Linked DNA regions of Homo sapiens: region 1 is linked to region 2. Evidence: chromatin loops called from intact Hi-C (ENCODE). Cell type or tissue: PC-3. All regions are shown on one strand. Each heading gives the region's core, and the rest is flanking DNA. Links, peaks and the distances in the headings are about the cores only. Region 1 has its middle 78 kb from the start of MIR3910-1. Region 2 has its middle 8.7 kb from the start of NFIL3.

Evidence for each region. Hi-C counts contacts between places; a loop is a spot of excess contacts. Peaks named below come from ENCODE experiments on the same cell type or tissue, not always from the same donor. Only the 100,000 strongest peaks of a DNase experiment are listed, where the experiment ranks them.
Region 1: a loop joins it to region 2, with 5 times the contacts of the local background. A loop is called at or near these places in 3 of 110 quality-filtered maps.

What each region holds. Positions count from the first base shown.
Region 1 is chr9:91,554,169-91,562,510 of GRCh38, reverse strand. No RefSeq gene overlaps it. Among named protein-coding and RNA genes, the nearest start is that of MIR3910-1, 78 kb to the left of the region's middle. In PC-3, for the core only: a CTCF peak has its summit at 3,466 (motif pointing right); no DNase peak of the experiment used is centred there.
Region 2 is chr9:91,428,313-91,436,654 of GRCh38, reverse strand. It overlaps a transcript of NFIL3 not described here. Among named protein-coding and RNA genes, the nearest start is that of NFIL3, 8.7 kb to the right of the region's middle. In PC-3, for the core only: a CTCF peak has its summit at 3,298 (motif pointing right); a DNase peak (open chromatin) is centred at 3,254; H3K4me3 peaks cover 233 bases; H3K27ac peaks cover 904 bases.

The sequences.
Region 1 (8,342 bases), core at 262-8,261, 130 kb before region 2:
TACCACAGTGCTGAACACACAGGAAGTTGCCTTCAGTAAACCTTTCGTGAATTGAATTTATCTTATTCTTAATCCTTCCCAGGGAAAAACAGTAGGAAAGAGCTATATATTTCTCTTTAACATGCCTGTCTAGAAAATTATATAATGTTTTCCTATTGCTCACCTGCATCCCTCTTTTATTTTCTTTCTTTCTTTCTTTCTTTCTTTCTTTCTTTCTTTCTTTCTTTCTTTCTTTCTTTCTTTCTTTCTTTTTCTTTCCTTCCTTCCTTCCTTCCTTCCTTCCTTCCTTCCTTCCTTCCTTCCTTCCTTCCTTCCTTCCTTCCTTCCTTTTTTGACACTGAGTCTCCCTCTATTGCCCAGGCTGGAGTGCAATGACGCAATCTTGGCTCACTGTAACCTCCACCTCCTGGGTTCAGGCAATTCTCCTGCCTCAGCCTCCCAAGTAGCTGGGATTACAGGTGCGTACCACCATGATTGACTAATTTTTGTATTTTTAGTAGAGACAAGGTTACACCCTGCTGGCCAGGCTGGTCTGGAACTCCTGACATCAGGCGATCCACCTACGTCAGCCTCCCAAAGTGATGGGATTACAGGGGTGAGCCACAGCACCCATCCCACTTCTGTTTTCTTAATCTGAGTGTGCTAGTGGTGGTGCACTAGTAAATGTGTAACAGTTGGCTCTTCAGAAAATTTTTTTGTTACAGTTGCTGATTTCTATGATGTAAATACTCCCACAATAACTTAATCAAGATACAAACCTGACATCACTGAGTACAGAGTTGGGAAGAGATATTAAATATCACATCAGTATACAGTATTTCCACTACACAGATACAATGAGCATACATATTTTTAAGAGCATAAGTAGCAGTAAAATGTAGCAAACTAATTAGGCAGTGATGAGTTTTGAGTACTTATTATCATTATTGATAAAATAGTTGATTGTAATTTCAGAGTTTATTTTTAATGACTATAACAATGATGACTTTGTGAAAAATGCCTCTTAAAGTCTATGTACCCACTTGACCGTCCCTCTGGCTCTTTTCTGTACAGATTCCAATTACTTTCCCTTCATCATTGAAGTGGACATCATCAGTTTCCTGTTTCTGCTTTCTCTCTTTCCCCCCAAAACACATTTATTTTATTTTATTTTTTGAGGCATAGCCTCACTCTGTTGCCCAGGCTGGAGTGCAGTGGCACAATCTTGGCTCACTGCAACCTCCATCTCCCAGGTTCAAGCCACTCTTCTTGGCCTCAGCCTCCCGAGTAGCTGGGACTACAGACGTGTATCACCACGCCTGGCTAATTTTTGTATTTTTAGTAGAGATGGGGTTTCACCATGTTGGCCAGGATGGTCTCGAACTCCTGACGTCAGATGATCCGCCCACCACAGTTTCCCAAAGTGCTAGGATTACAAGCGTGAGCCACGGCACCCGGCTGGAACACACTTTTCAACTAAAGTTCAGCCTCTAACTTCCCTCTTCGATTCCTTAGCAAAATATGCTATTATACAGGGTTTTCTACAAATAAGCAACTCATGTAGTAGCAAATGTAGAAGCAGAAAGCCATTGTGAGGGCTCAATTAATACAATGAACTATATTGGTAGAATAAAGCCTAATAGATATAAAAAGGGTTTCACAGAAATCCAACACCCTTTCATGACAAAAACTTTTCAACAAACTAGAAATAGAGGGGAACCCAGTCCATTTATGTTCTTAAAATTATATATGTTTATTGTATCTGTGTAGTGGAAATACTATATACTGATGTGATACTGAGTATCTCTTCCCAACTCTGTATTCAGTGATGTCAGGTTTGTAGCTTGATTAAACCATGGTGGGAGTATTTACACCACAGAAATCCCCAAATGCAACAAAAAATGTTTTGAAGAACCAGTTGTTATACATTTACTAACACGCTACGAGCACATCCAGCTTCAGAAAACAGAAGAATGCTGGTGAGCAATAGGGGCAAACTTATTCAGTGTTCTAGACAGGAATGTTACAAAAAGCCTGCAGCTAACATCATATTTAAGGGTGAAGGAAGGAATGCTTTCCTTCTAAGATCAGAAACAAGATAAGGATGTCTGCTCTCACCACTTCTATGTAACAATGGACTGGAGGCAGTCAGGGGAAAAAAGAACAAAAGAAAGAAACAAGTAGAGAGAAAAAAATCCAGATTAAAAAGGAAGAAGTAAATTATCAGATGATATGACTTTATAGACACAAAATCCTAATAAAATCTACTAAAAACTATTAGAAATAAGAGATGAGTTGAGTAAGATTGCAGGATGAAAGATCAATGTACAAAAGTCAATTCTATTTTTATTCTTTTGCAATGAACAAGGATTCTAAAAATAAAATTAAGAAAACAGTTCCATTTAAAGTAGCATCAAAAAGAATAAAATATTTAGATATAAATTTATCAAAAGAAGTACAAAAATTTGTATAATGAAAACTATAAAATATTGTTAAAAGAAATTAAAGGCAATCTAAATAAATGGAAAGACATCCCATTGTTTTGGATTTGTTGCTGTTAAAATGGCAATACTCTCCAGATTGATCTATAGAGTCAACATAATTCCTAGCAAAATCCCAGGTAGCTTTTTCCAGAAATTGACAAACTAGTCTTAAAATTTATATGGAAATGCAAAGGACCTAGAATAGTAAAAATAATCTTGAAAAAAAAAGTTGGAGGAGTCATTGTTCTTGACTGTGAAACTTACCGTAAAGGTAGTGTTTGTAGTTGCATACACTACAACAGATAGTGTTGTACCGGCATAAGGATAAACATATAGGTCAAGGGAATAGAATTGAGTGTCCAGTAATAAACTCTTAGATTTATAGTCAACTGTTTTTCAACAAGGGTGCCAAGACAATTCAATAAAGAAAGAATATTCTTTTCAACAAAAGATACAGGAACAACTGGATGGCCACACACAAAAGAATGACAAGGACCCCTATGTTACATCATACACACACATTAACTAAAAATGGATCATAGACCCAAATGGAAACGTTAAAACTATAAAACTCCTGGCAGAAAATATAGGAGTAAATCTTCATGACTTTAGATTAAGCAAGGACATCTTACATACGACACCAAAAGCACAAGCAATGAAAGAAAATAAAAGATTATTGCTCTATATCAAAACCAAAAACTTTTGCACTGCAAATGATGCTATTGAGAAAGCAAAAATAGAACCCACAGAACGGGAAAAGACATCTGCAAACCATACATCTAATAAGGGACTTGTATCCAGAATATATGAAGAACTCTTACAACTCAATAATAAAAAGACAACCCAATGTTCAAAAGTACAAATGACTTCAGCAGATATTTCTCCAAAGAAATATGCAAATGACTGATAAACACATGAAAAGTTGCTCAACATTTTTAGTCCTTAGGGAAACGCAAATCAAAATAACAATGAGATACCATTTCTTACCCACTAGATGGCTACAATAAAAAAGACAGACAATAACAGTGTTAACAAGATCGGTGAATTGGAATCCTCCTCTGTTTCTGATGGGAATGCTGTAGAAAACAGTTTAGTAGATACTCAAAATGTTAAACTACATGTTCCAGTAATTCTACTTTCAGGTATTTATACCCAAGGGAATTAAAAACATACACATATACAAGAACTTGACACGAATGTTCACAGCAGCATTATTTATAACAGTGAAAAAGTGGAAACAATCCAATTCTCCATCAACTGACAAATGGATACATAACATGTAGTATATTCTTATAAGGGAACATTATTGGCATGAAAAGAAATGAAATACTTACGCATGCTACGATATGATGAACTTGAAACATTATGCTAAGTGAAAGAAGCCAGTCACACAAGCCTGCATATTTTGTGATTCTGTATATATGAGATGTCCAGGATAAGCAAGTTTACAGAGACAGAAAGTAGTTTAGGCGTTGATTAGGGCAGGGCTGGTTAGGAGGGTTATGAGGAGTGAGTGCTAATGGGTGCCTGGTCTTTGAGGGTGGAAACTGAAAATATTCTAATTAGGTTAGATTGTGATGATGGTTGCACAACCTTGACAACATATTAAAAATTATGGAGTTGTATGCTTTAATTGAATGAACTACATAATATTGAATTATATCTTAATGAGGCTGCTGAGAAGAAAACTATAGAGGTCCCAGAGTCCTGATCAGATTCTCAAGTTTGTGGATTTTGTCTAAAGCGGTTTGGCTTCCTTGCTGGATGTTTCCTGAATCCCAAAGGGCCTCCTATGCAGCTCTTTCCCACTTGAAAAGGATGGGATGGATGCTGACTTTAGAAACACTGCCTTTTCCCTTAGGATAGATCCTTTCTTAAACTTGTTGGTCCACAGGACCCAGTCAGCCTTCCAAGTGCCCTCCGCATCTCAAGTGACTTTCAGTGCCTCTGAGCCCCGCCGTGTTGGGTGACACTTGGATTCTCCAATTTTCCCCAAGCCTTTCTCCTCAACCTGGAGAGGGGCAGTATGTTTTTAGGTGACCCTGTGAGTTGCTGATCGCACAGACTAGGCAGCGTATGAATGTTTGCAAGGTGTTTTTCAGGGGACACTGCTACTGTCACATGAGAACACGTCCAGGCCAAATACATATGAGGTACAGCCAACTGCGTGCTGAAAGGTAGGAGAGCAATGCCTTGGGTGCAGCAAGACACATCAGCCCAGCGTTTATAAATGGTTTTTTGGAAACATTTATAAAGTCACCACTAAATACCCTTTTCATGTAAAACTGTAATTTCTTTTGTGTATTATTTAACCATTATTTAAGAATGTCTGCTCATGGTGAAATGTTTGTCTTTCCAATATTTAATTAAATTTCATTTCATGGTTTAAAGCATTCCTTTGCTTTATGACTTTATGACTTGTCTTTATGCAAAAACGATCAGCCTCATTTTTGTGTTCTAACTGAGTGGAACTATGCAAATGTTTTGATTAAATGATAAACTAAACAGTTTTGCCAGAAGCAGCTATTTCCACAGGAGGCTATGCTACTGAATTATCCAAGCAAAATGGAATGATGCCAGTCGCTGGCAGATGTAGGGAAACTGATAGAAGCTTCTAAATGTGTCTATTATCAAGCAATCAAAATAAATTTAAAAGAAGTAAAAACCAAAAAACAAAAACAAACAAAAAAACTAAACAAAACCTTAAGATAAAGTTGGTAGACATGGTCACACGTAGTGGTGGGCCAGTTTGCTTGGTATCTTCCACCTAAACTTTTTGGCACTCAATTTACACATTCTGAAACTTGGTTTCCAAGTTTGTTCCTTTTCATTTGGAATTCCCTTTCCTATAGAAACAGTGTTAAAGTTGGTTGTGTCTCAGGCCAGCCCATGAGAAACTTTTCAATACATAGTATAATTAAAACACTCTGCATCTGCAATGAAAAGTGTGGAAAACAAAACTGCAACAATATCAATCATTCAAATAGGAAAACAGTAAAAAAAATTTAAAAAATTATCTTATTTCTGAGGTTGGTTCTTGTGAAAATCACATGCAATTAGAAAAGAAATGAGGCCAGGGACGGTGGCTCATGCCTGTATTCCTAGCATTTTGGGAGGCCAAGGTGGATGGGTCACGTGAGGTCAGGAGTTCGAGACCAGCCTGGGCAACATGGTGAAACCCCATCTCTATTAAAAATACAAAAATTAGCCAAGCATGGTGGTGAGTGTCTGCAATTCCAGCTACCCACGAGGCTGAGGCAGGAAGATCACTGGAACCCAGGAAGCAGAGGCTGCAGTGAGCTGAGATCACACCACTGCACTCCAGCCTGGGTGACAGAGCAAGACTCTGTCAAAAAAAAAAAAAAAAAAAAGAAAAAGGAAAGCAAGAAAGCGAGAAACTAAGAAAGAAAGAAAGAAAGAAAGAAAATGAAAGGGCATTTGGAAATGTTGTGGATAGCCTGAGGCGAAGCTGCGAGCCTTTTTTTCTTGGTTCTGGTCCTGTCTTGGTTTGGGTTTCCCCCACAGCCAACCCTGAGACGAATTTGAGCGGTAATGGCAGGAAGCCCAGCGAGGACATAGGAAAGCGAGATGGGGACACAGGAAAGTTATCGAAGGACTCATTGTTGAGTGGGTTACTGTTGTGGGTAATAGAGCTCAATCCCACTGGGACCCTTTGAGCAACTGTGCAGAAAACACTTCAGCAGAGTGACAACCGGGGATGAGGAAACTGGGATATTGATTCCTGATTTTCTTTTCTTATTGGTGGAGACACTCCTGTGAGTGTTAACTGTATGGTATTTTCAGCCTGCCCTGCCCACAGATTGAGCATTTTCTGGCAGCTGGAGAAAGCTCCAAGATGCAAGGATGCCACCAGCATGAACCATCTGCAGGTGGTCACTGGCATTGTCTCAGCACTGACAGCAGACCTTAAAACACCCAAAAAATGCTAAATTAATAGGCTTTATTTTATAGAGCAGTTTTAGGTTTAAAGAAAAATTCAGCAGAAAGTACAGAGTTCCTCTAAACCCCCAGCATCCCCACCCCCCATAATTTTTCTTATTATAAACATCTTGCATTAGTGTGGTGTGTTTTTTGCTATTGATGAACCGACATTGATATATTATTATTAACTAAAGTCCATAGTGGCATTAACTTTCATTCTTGGTTTGGATTTTGACAAATGTATAATGACATGTATCTACCATGATAGTATCATTCAGAGGAGTTTCATTGCCCTAAAAGTCCTCTGTGCTTCACTTATTCATCCCTCCCTCCTTTTCCTACCAGAATTTTTACTGTCTCCATGGTTTTGCTTTTACCAGACTACCACGCAGTGGGAATCATGCAGTGTGTACCCTCTTCACATTAAATTTTTTCACTTAGCAATATGCATTTCAGTTCCCTCCATGTTTTTCTTGACTTGACAGCTCATTTCTTTTTATTTTTGGATAATAGACCATTGTATGGATGTACCACCTTTAATAGGACCGAGATGTACCACCTTTAATAGGACATATTAAAGGACATCTTGGTTGCTTCTCAGTTTGGGCAATTATGAATAAAGCATCTATAAACATTCATGTGCAAGTTTTTGTGTATAAATAAGTTTTCAACTCATTTGGGTAAATACCAAGGAACACGATTGCTGGATTGTGTGGTATGAGTATGTTTTGTTTTGTAAGAAACTGCCAAATTTTCTGCCAAAGTGGCTGAGTCATTTTACACTAACATGAACAATGAGAGAGAGTTCCTGTTGCTCCAAACCTCACCAGCATTTGATCTGGATTTCAGCTACTTTAATAAGTGCATAGCTTATTAAATAAGTGTGTAGCTTATTATTGTTGCTTGAATTTGAAATTCTCTGATGACATGTGATGTTGAGTATCTTTTTATGTACTCGTTGCCATCTATATGTCTTTTTTTTTTTTTTTTTGGACAGGATCTCGCTCTGTTGCCCATGCTGGAGTGCAGTGACACTCCTCAACTCAGGTCACTGCAACCTCTGATTTCCGGGCTCAAGTGATCCTCCCACTTCAGCCTCCTGAGTAACTGGGACTTACAAGCATGCGCCACCACAGTCAGCTAATTTTTGTATTTTTAGTAGAGACCAGGTTTCTCCATCTTGGCCAGGCTGGTCTTGAACACCTGAGCTCAAGTGATCACCTGCCTCGGCCTCCCAAAGTGCTAGGCTTACAGGCATTAGCCACTGTGCCTGGCCTATATGTCTTCTTTAGTGAGGTATCTGTTGAGGTCTTTTGCAAGTTAATTTTAAAAATTAATTTTTTAATTAACTTTTTCATTTGCTTACTTTGAGTCTTAAGAATTCTTTGTATATTTTGGATATCAGTCCTTTATCAACTATGTCTTTCCCAAATATTTTCTCCCAGTCTGTGGCCTGTCTTCTTATTCTCTTAACAGTGTTTTCCACAGAATGCAAGTTTTTCAATTTCGATAAAATTCAACGTCAGTTTTTTCATTTATGTATTGTGCTTTTGGAATGTGTCTAAAAAGTCATTGTCAAATCGAAGTTCACCTAAATTTTTTCCTATATTATCTTCCAGACATTTTATAGACTTGAATTTTCACATTTCGTTTCCTGGTCCATTTTGAGTTAATTTTTGTGAAGGTGTAAGGTCTATCCTTTTTTTGCATGTGGATGCCCAGTTGCTCCAGTACCAATTGTTGAAAAGACTATCCTCCATTAATTTGCCTTTGCTTCTTTGTCAAAAATCAGTTGACTGTATTTGTGTGGGACTCTTTCTGGGCTACTCTGTTCCATTAGTCTATTTGTCTATTCTTGTCTATTCACACTTGATTACTGTAGTCTTATGACAAGTCTTGAAGTGAGGTACTGTCAGTCTCCCTACTTTCTTCTTCTCT
Region 2 (8,342 bases), core at 177-8,176:
TTAACTCCTCCTTAGCTCCCCACCTTCAACTCTTTGTTGTTGTTGTTGTTGTTGTTGTTGTTGTTGTTGTTGTTGTTGAGGCAGAGTCTTGCTCTGTCGCCCAGGCTGGAGTGCAGTGGCGCCATCTCGACTCACTGCAAGCTCCGCCACCCGGATTCACGCCATTCTCCTGCCTCAGCCTCCGGAGTAGCTGAAACTAAAGGTGCCCGCCACCACGCCCGGCTAATTTTTTGTATTTTTAGTAGAGACGAGGTTTCACCGTGTTAGCCGGGATGGTCTCTATCACCTGACCTCGCGATCCGCCCGCCTTCGGCCTCCCAAAGTGCTGGGATTACAGGCGTGAGCCACCGCGCCCGGCCCCACCTTCAAATCTTAATCAGAAAATGGTAATGTGAAGAAATGGAGATCATGCAGGCTCTTTCCCTGGGGCAGTGCCTGTGAAGGTGGCTGTATCCTGTTTGCAGGAGCTTTCTTTCTGGTAGCAGCATTGGAGGAGTGTGCCATGCAGATGCAGTTTCTCTGTCCTACAGCAGAGACAGCAGTGCCTGCGGGAGATCAATTCTGCAGTTTGATTTGGGGCATAGCTTCCGGCTTTTTAGCCTTCAAACCTGACTTGCCACAGATTCTGTGAGTTGCCTGGAGTTTTTTGGGTTTTTTTGTTTAGTAAATTACTGTTCTGCTCATATTAGCCAAAATCGGTCTGTGTTGCTTGCAACAAAGTACCCTGAATGCTGTAAAAAATTGCTCCCAGATTCTCAGCAAGTTGAGTGAACTATGGGATGTACAAGATGTAACTGAAGGAAGTAAAAATCCAGCTAGTATTAAAGGGAAGAGTTCTGATAGTACCTGGCATGCATAGATGAAATGTTAATTAGATTATAAGCTGTAGGCACATGGAATAAACTGTTCACTGAAAGTCTCAGTAAGGGACCCTGGTTGACCACTGTCACAGAATAGAATGGTAGTCATGAAGACCATGTGGCAAAATCATAGTCCTCACTTCACCAAGGCAGACCTTTCTTCCTACACTCCTCAGTTTCAGGCGCAGGCAGATGTCTCTAAAACTGATTCAGTGCCAAACGGAGCCATCATCCAGCCTCTAGAGGCAGGTGGACTCGGTCAGGCTTCATGAGGACCATGATGAAATGGCACTCAAGTTCCATTTCAACCTCCTTTGAGTGGCCTTTTATGTACCATAGAATTTGAATTCCACATTTACTAGTCTCTCTTGCAACTGGTATTCTGGATGCAAATTAAGATAAAATTTGATGGTGAAAGAGAGGTGAGGCACACTTCCTGTTGAGTTAGCAATTGCTGCAGGCAGGCAAGGTCATAGAGATGTTGGAGTTTTCTGACCAGCAGCTCCAGGGGCCTGATGATTGTATTATTGTATAAGTCAGTTGCAGCAAGCGTTTTTATCACAATTCTCACAACTCTGGGTTCTGATCATTTAGAGGACTGAATATCCAAGGAGGGTGATGCTTCCACTACTTGACATAGCAAATACTTGCTATGCCTAGTGGGGGCAGTGGAGAGAGAGAGAAAGAAAGAGAAAACACACAATTCAGTTATTAGGTACTTTGGGGGAATGCAAAAGAAAACCAGGGAAAGCACAGGGGTGCCTGGAATCATAGAAGACGGCTCATACGGATACTGTTATGTCACCTACAGGCAGCCTTGCCATGGTCCTTGGGCATGTTCATGCTGACCTCCACATTCCCTAGGAAACCCTTTAGAGAAGTGTTTGGCAAACTACAGGCCTATGGCCCAAATCTAAACTGCCACCTATTCTTAATTTTTTTTTTAATTGCGATAGCTTTAAGAGTACAAGCGATTTTTGGTTGTACATGGATGAATTGTATAGTGGTGAAGTCTAGGTGCACTTGATTTTTTTCGAAAATTATTCGTATCCTTTTACTATTTTCCTATTGGATGTTGATTTTCTTGTAAATTTATAAGAGTGCTTAACATATTAAGAATGTTAAACCTTTTTCTAGAATAAAAATGTGAACTATTTTCTCAAATTTTTTGTCTTTTAATTTTAAGGTGTCTTTTATCAAACAAAAGCTGCTTCACGGTTAATTAAATATATTTATCTTTTCTTTTGTAACTTCTGGGTTTCATGTAGACCTGTTCTCCCATATTTTGGTTTTGTACTTTTATGTGTAATTTAACACTTAAATCTTTAATATTACGGGAATATTTTTATGCTTGGAATGAGATGAAGGTCTAGCCAATGATTCCAACATGATGTATTTTCCCTTGGTTAGTAGACACTTAGCATCCATTTTTTTCTACTCCCATGCAATCTGATATCTACTTGGGGAGGCTTGAAAGCTGAAGAAACATGTCTTAGACTTCATGAAGCTGAGGTTCTGGAAGCATATTATGTTCCATTGTTTAGAAGCACTCATGAGAGCCTGTGTTGTGCAGACTGGTCTCAATCTCCTGGTCTCCAGTGATCCTCATGCCTCAGCCTCCCAAAGTGCTTCTATTATACGCATGAGTCACTGTGTCTGGCCTGAGAATCAACTTTTTAAGTTTCTCAAAATATCCATTAGAATTTTGATTAAGAGAGATTATACTCATTGGTTAATTTGGGGGTAATCATCATCTTTATAATACTCTTAATCAGAAATATATTCAATTTTTTTACTTGTTTGGCTTCTGTTAGTCATTATTCAATGTTTAATAGTTTTCTTTATGTAGACTAGCTTGTACCTTTTTGTTAGATGTAGTATTAATTATTTGATAGTTTTTCTTATTGTGAATAAGACACTTTTCCCAAGTATATTTTAAATATATTTAAATATAATATTTTTCAACTAAAATACTAAGAGCTAACATTTATTAAACACTGCCTAGGCACCAGATATGTTATTTATGTTATGCTTCACATGTTATTCAGTCACAAATGAAAATATTGTTCACAAAATACTCATCTAACAATGACTTAAACAAATCGAGGTTTGTGTTTCTCATGTTCAAGAAGCCCAGGAGTAGGTAAACAGGTGCTGATATTGACGCTTCCCTCATGGTCAAATGGGTGCTATAGTTCTAGCATCATGTCCATTTTTAAGGCAGGAGAAAAGGAAAATAGGGGCACCTGCAACTTCTTATTATGCCCGTTTGGCCAGAATGATGTCAGTTAGCCACCCCTGCCATCAAGGAAGTCTGAAAGTATTTGATACTTGCAAATCCCAGAGTAAATAAAGACTGGATGAATAAGCTTGTAAGTAGATCTTGTGTGAGTCAAACTGCAGCAATGCTCATTCATAATATCCTCACCATAACCTTCAGAGGGCAGCATGACTACAATCCCAAGTGTGCAGAGGAGGAAACTGAAACATAATGAGTCTCAGCAATTTGCCGATAGTCACAGCAATAAATGTAGAATGTGTGCTTTTAGCCATTCTATTACAAATGATTCCCATATGCAGGAAAATTTTGTTTTTAAATATTAACATCTTGTCCAGCTACATTACTGAATTCTTCTATTTTTGCATAAGCTTTAGTTTTGCTACATAAGTAAATGAACATATGGAATTATAACTTCCTTGTAATACTGATAATTCTTTTTTTTCCTGTCTCATTGCAATGGCTAAGACCTTCAAAATGATGTCAAATAATAATGAGTTTCCTGTTTATTTTCCTACTTAAATAGGAAGGACTTTATTGTTTCACCATTAAATGATTAAATTTACACTGAAAAAGAATGCTTTTCAGATATTCAGTAGTAAAGATAAATATTTTTCAGTAACAAGAAAGTTTTCTTTCCTAGTCTGCAGTTCAAAATGTTTTCCTTTTATCACATCAAAATAGCTATACTTCTGACTACTCTCCAGCTACTTTAGCAATATATATCATACTCCAAAAGAGTACTAGAAAAGACCTCCCTAAGACCTTCTCACACTAATGCTTTACAAATCAACCTCCCATTTCTTTTCAGCTCTGCCTTTGCACAGCAGAATTAAGATCTGGCAAAAAAAAACCTAAACAACTTCACTGGAATATATAGGTTCTTATGTGTCAGCAACAGTTTTCATAATACTGCAAAAGATAAGAAAATGGACAATTTCTCTGCAAGACTGAGAGTCATCTTTCTCTGCTACTTTTCGTGAGGGACATGTTTTCAGGAAACCTATTTTTGGGACTATTGCTGCACTTTGAATCTTTGACAGGTTCCGAAAGAAATTGGCTGGGCCTGAGTTTCCCAGAAACCGGAGCCTGAATCAAATCTCCTGTGCTAAGCCTTTCTTGGGAGGTACAATTCTAGAACTGCAAGAGTAGGAGGAAAAGAAGAGGAGACAGAGAAATAGGGGAAGTACATTTATAAGGACAAGGTACACTACCAGGTTGACTACAGTGCCCCAAGACAGCACAGACTGTGGCTGGGATTTGGGACATCATGCCACTAAACATTGTAGAGAGGAGGTATTTATCTACTGGTTCCATCCCATCTCCTGTCACTCATGGCTCAGAACTAACCTGACAGTGTGCCAACTACCCTACATCATGGGGTTGTGTCACCTGCCCCGGTAGCCCCTGGGAAAGACAGGTTCCTGGCCCTCTGTGCTTGTGTGAGTTCCTAAGTGATGGGAGGTGCCCATCTGTAAGTTCTGTCCATCTTACTTGCAGCAGCAGGAAAGCATTGGGAACCCAGGAAGACCCAAGTTAGCTGCTGGTGGTAGAAGAGGGAAAGGCGTCCAAGACAAAGCCTGTCCAGTAGCAAGCAAGAGAGGCTTGGGACAGGTGAGGCAAAGGGGATCCAGGAAGGAGACACACTGGGACTTGCAGAGAGGTCATTTTTACAAAGGAAAGTGGTGTTTTACTTATGCATTAGGGGGAAAGTCTTGTGTGGCCTGGGTCATTGAGCAGCACAAGTCCTGCACTGGGAACCATCCCAGACAGCCAGGAGCAGGAACAGAAGCAAAAGGAACTCTGGAGCAGCATAGCCCAAGTACAGACACTCCCTGAAGGCCAAAGTCACGTCGGCTTCCACTGTGGTTAAACTGTTCAAGTCAAATTCCACTTGCTTCTAGTCTCCAGCTGGCTTTCTCTCGTGGGATGAATACACACCCTTTGTAATAGCACAGGAGAGCATGTGCCAGTGCATCCCTAAGCTCAGGCTCTGTTCCCGTGACACCTTTCCCCTCTCCACGGAATGGTAGAAGGATGAAACATCTTAATATATGTGATGCGCCCAAGACGGTGTGTGCATGCTGTGGTGTTTGAGCAGTATTTGTTATTATTCTTACTGTGTAGAGGAACTGAAGCATATATAGCATATGTAAAGTACTATTGTGCTGTTTCTCAGATGAAGAAACTGAGGCATCAAGGTTTCACGTGACTTACCCATGGCCACCCAGCTCTAGAGTCCAGGCTTTGAACCATTTCCCTACACTAATTCTTAATGTGTGACATTTGGGGGAAAAAAAGCATTTAAAACAATGTGTTTTAAATGCTTGAATAACGTACTGCCTGAATAACGTACTGGTTGGTTTTGCTACTCCAGGTCCCCTAGGCCTGGGCCTGGTCTACATTTCCACACTGCTCTCCCATGCCGACTTTGCAAAACCTGGGTTTCCATCAAGCTCTCTGCCAGGACTTGTCACTCCCCAAGGTTCCCTTGGTCACCAACCACACTGGCTTTGCTAGGCCTGGCTTTATGTGGTACTCTTTTGAGGCATGATTCCTGCCTGTAGAATACCCATACATCTTTAAGACTTTGGTCATAATCCCAGCACTTGGGAGGCTGAGGTAGGAGGATCACTTGAGGCCAGGAGTTTGAGACTAGCCTGAGCAACATAGTGAGATCCTGCCTCTACAAAATGTTTTTTAATTAGCCTGGTGTGTTGGCATGCACCTGTAGTGCTAGCTGCTTGGGAGGCTGAGGCAGGAGGATTGCTTGAGCTCAGGAGGTCAAGGCTGCAGTGAGCTATGATCATGCCACTGCACTCCAGCCTGGGCAACAGAGCAAGACCCTGTACCAAACATTTTTTTTAATAAAAAAGAAAAACTTTGATTAAATTATACCCTCTTTCAGGAAGTACTTCTGCCTCTGCTTCAATGGAATGTGGGTCTCCTCTCCTTCAAGCCCCTCTTGGTACACAGTCTGGTCTTTCCAGTGACAGTTACCACACCGCGACAGTATTCGAGTTATGCTTTTAACCCACCATCCTCATCTTCCCATTAACCTCTAAGGGCCTGGCTTAGTTTCTGGCCCCTGCTAAGTAGTCAGTAAACATGTACCTTAAGTGAGGGAGTGAGTGAATGAGCGCCAAGTCTACAGCAGGCATGGGACATCACTCAACTGTTCAAGGGATGCCTGGCACCCAGCAGGTGCTCCATAAATGGAAGAATGAATGAATTCTAATCCCCATCCACCTCTGTTATTCTTTCTTGTAGATGTACATGCTCACTTGTTCATCTGAATTGAATAGGATCCTGGCAGCGTAACAAGATTTATTATGTATATGTAATTAATATGGACACGCACACACATACGCATGCACAGGCACAAGTATTTGGTTGATGATACTATTTTTCTGATGTATGTTGATTCTTTTTTGGGTTAATAATAATAGCTAACACTTGCTAATATATCAGGCACTTTCCTAATCAGTTAATAGGTACTAATTTTATCCTCAGAACAAGTTGAGATTGATACTATAATTATAAATGGTTGTCAAAAGGTGAAAGTGAGGCACACAGCAGACGAGAAAAGTAAGTTGCCCACAGCCACAGAGTTCCTGAGTGGCTGTGGGCAAGCTGGGATGTGGACACGGGCCTCTGTATCTGGGTCTTCAGCACTGGGCTCTACTGCCTGCAATTCCTGGTGACTGCCCGAGAGCTGGCTCTTTTATCATCCTGCCAGTATGCGGACTCACAAAATCCTCCACAGACCTACATGCACCGCCTGAGAGCAGCATCACACAGCAGCAGCTGAAAACACAATGGCACCTGAATCTTGAGCACTTCTGAAAGTTTCTCAGAAGACCAGAAATGCGGTCAAGCACCCAATTTCCGGACTTCTTAAGTGCATTTACCAAACGGAGAGCATTCACTTTAATCTCTTGCTGAAACAAACGACTCCAGAAGACAACTTTTGTCTCTGGAGTGACAAAAGTTGGTGGGCAACTCAACAAGGTAATTTTCTCTTGTCCATGTTACAATTAGGCCAAGGGAAGGTTATGAATGAGCCAGTGCTTGCCATAGCTGCTTTGCTGCAAATGCCACATTTGCAGTTTTTCTTTTCTGCAATATATGCTGGTGGCATGTTAGTCAACCCATGCTAATGAGAGAAGGAACGTGGCCAACCATCTGGTTGGCTCCCTCGGGTTTCAGATGAAGGAATGGACATTCAGAGAGGTGAAATGATCCCCTTGGTGAGTATGGGGTACAGAATGCACCAGAATTTCAGCTTCTGAGTTGCAGCTGTGTAGCTCTTTCCAGTAAACTATCCTGTGCATGACTTCACAGAAATGTTTAGATAAGCTTTACTTCGTTGATTTGAACTGGATTGCAATGTGGACCTGTCTTGTCTTATTCTTCATGAAATGATTTTTGTTAGAACATATTTCACAATTTTCTATTTCATATACTCATAGCCCTGCTAGCTGTGTTCCAGTTGCTGGCTGAGTGCTGCCACAATGCTTGCTCCATCGCCAAGATTTTGCAATGAACACGATTAGCTGCTCCCACAGTCTTGACCATTTTTAGTGTATTCTCCTTTTTCCTACCCACCTTTTTTTGTTAATGTCCCTTATTTTGGCACTCTTACTCACATATACCATTTAATCTGAATGAATAAAAATGCTTACTGAAATGTGTGCCATCTGTGGTGGCTGAATTTAAAGACATGTTTCAGTTTTTGTAATAGTGTACTTGCAACATTTTCTCTTCTTTGCAAAATCACCTCTTTCTGGTCTTTTCCTGGGTCCTTTGGAAATGCTTTCAAATGTATTCAGACCATCAGCTGATTTTGTCTGGGGAAATCATGTCGTTGGTGTAGAGATCTAATTTCTTTCTTAGCTTGAGCAAGAGCTGCTTAATAGGAAACATTTTGGCTTCCCATACTTTAAAGCCATCGCTTCTACAGGGAATGTTATGTGACCATCTTCTATTACCCAATTTCCCACAAAAGCTAGTTTTTGAAAAAGAAGGCCAAGCATGCTAATAGAACTCCTGCTAATGGAGCCACATGGCAAAGTTAGGGGACCGAGAGGCAGAGGCTGGAAGACAGTTGAAATCTTAAAAACTATAACGTCTAGGTTGTGGCTGGGATAGGTAGGTGGCAAGAGCAAAGAGAAAAGTGGATGTTTGGGGGAATGAAGGAATCC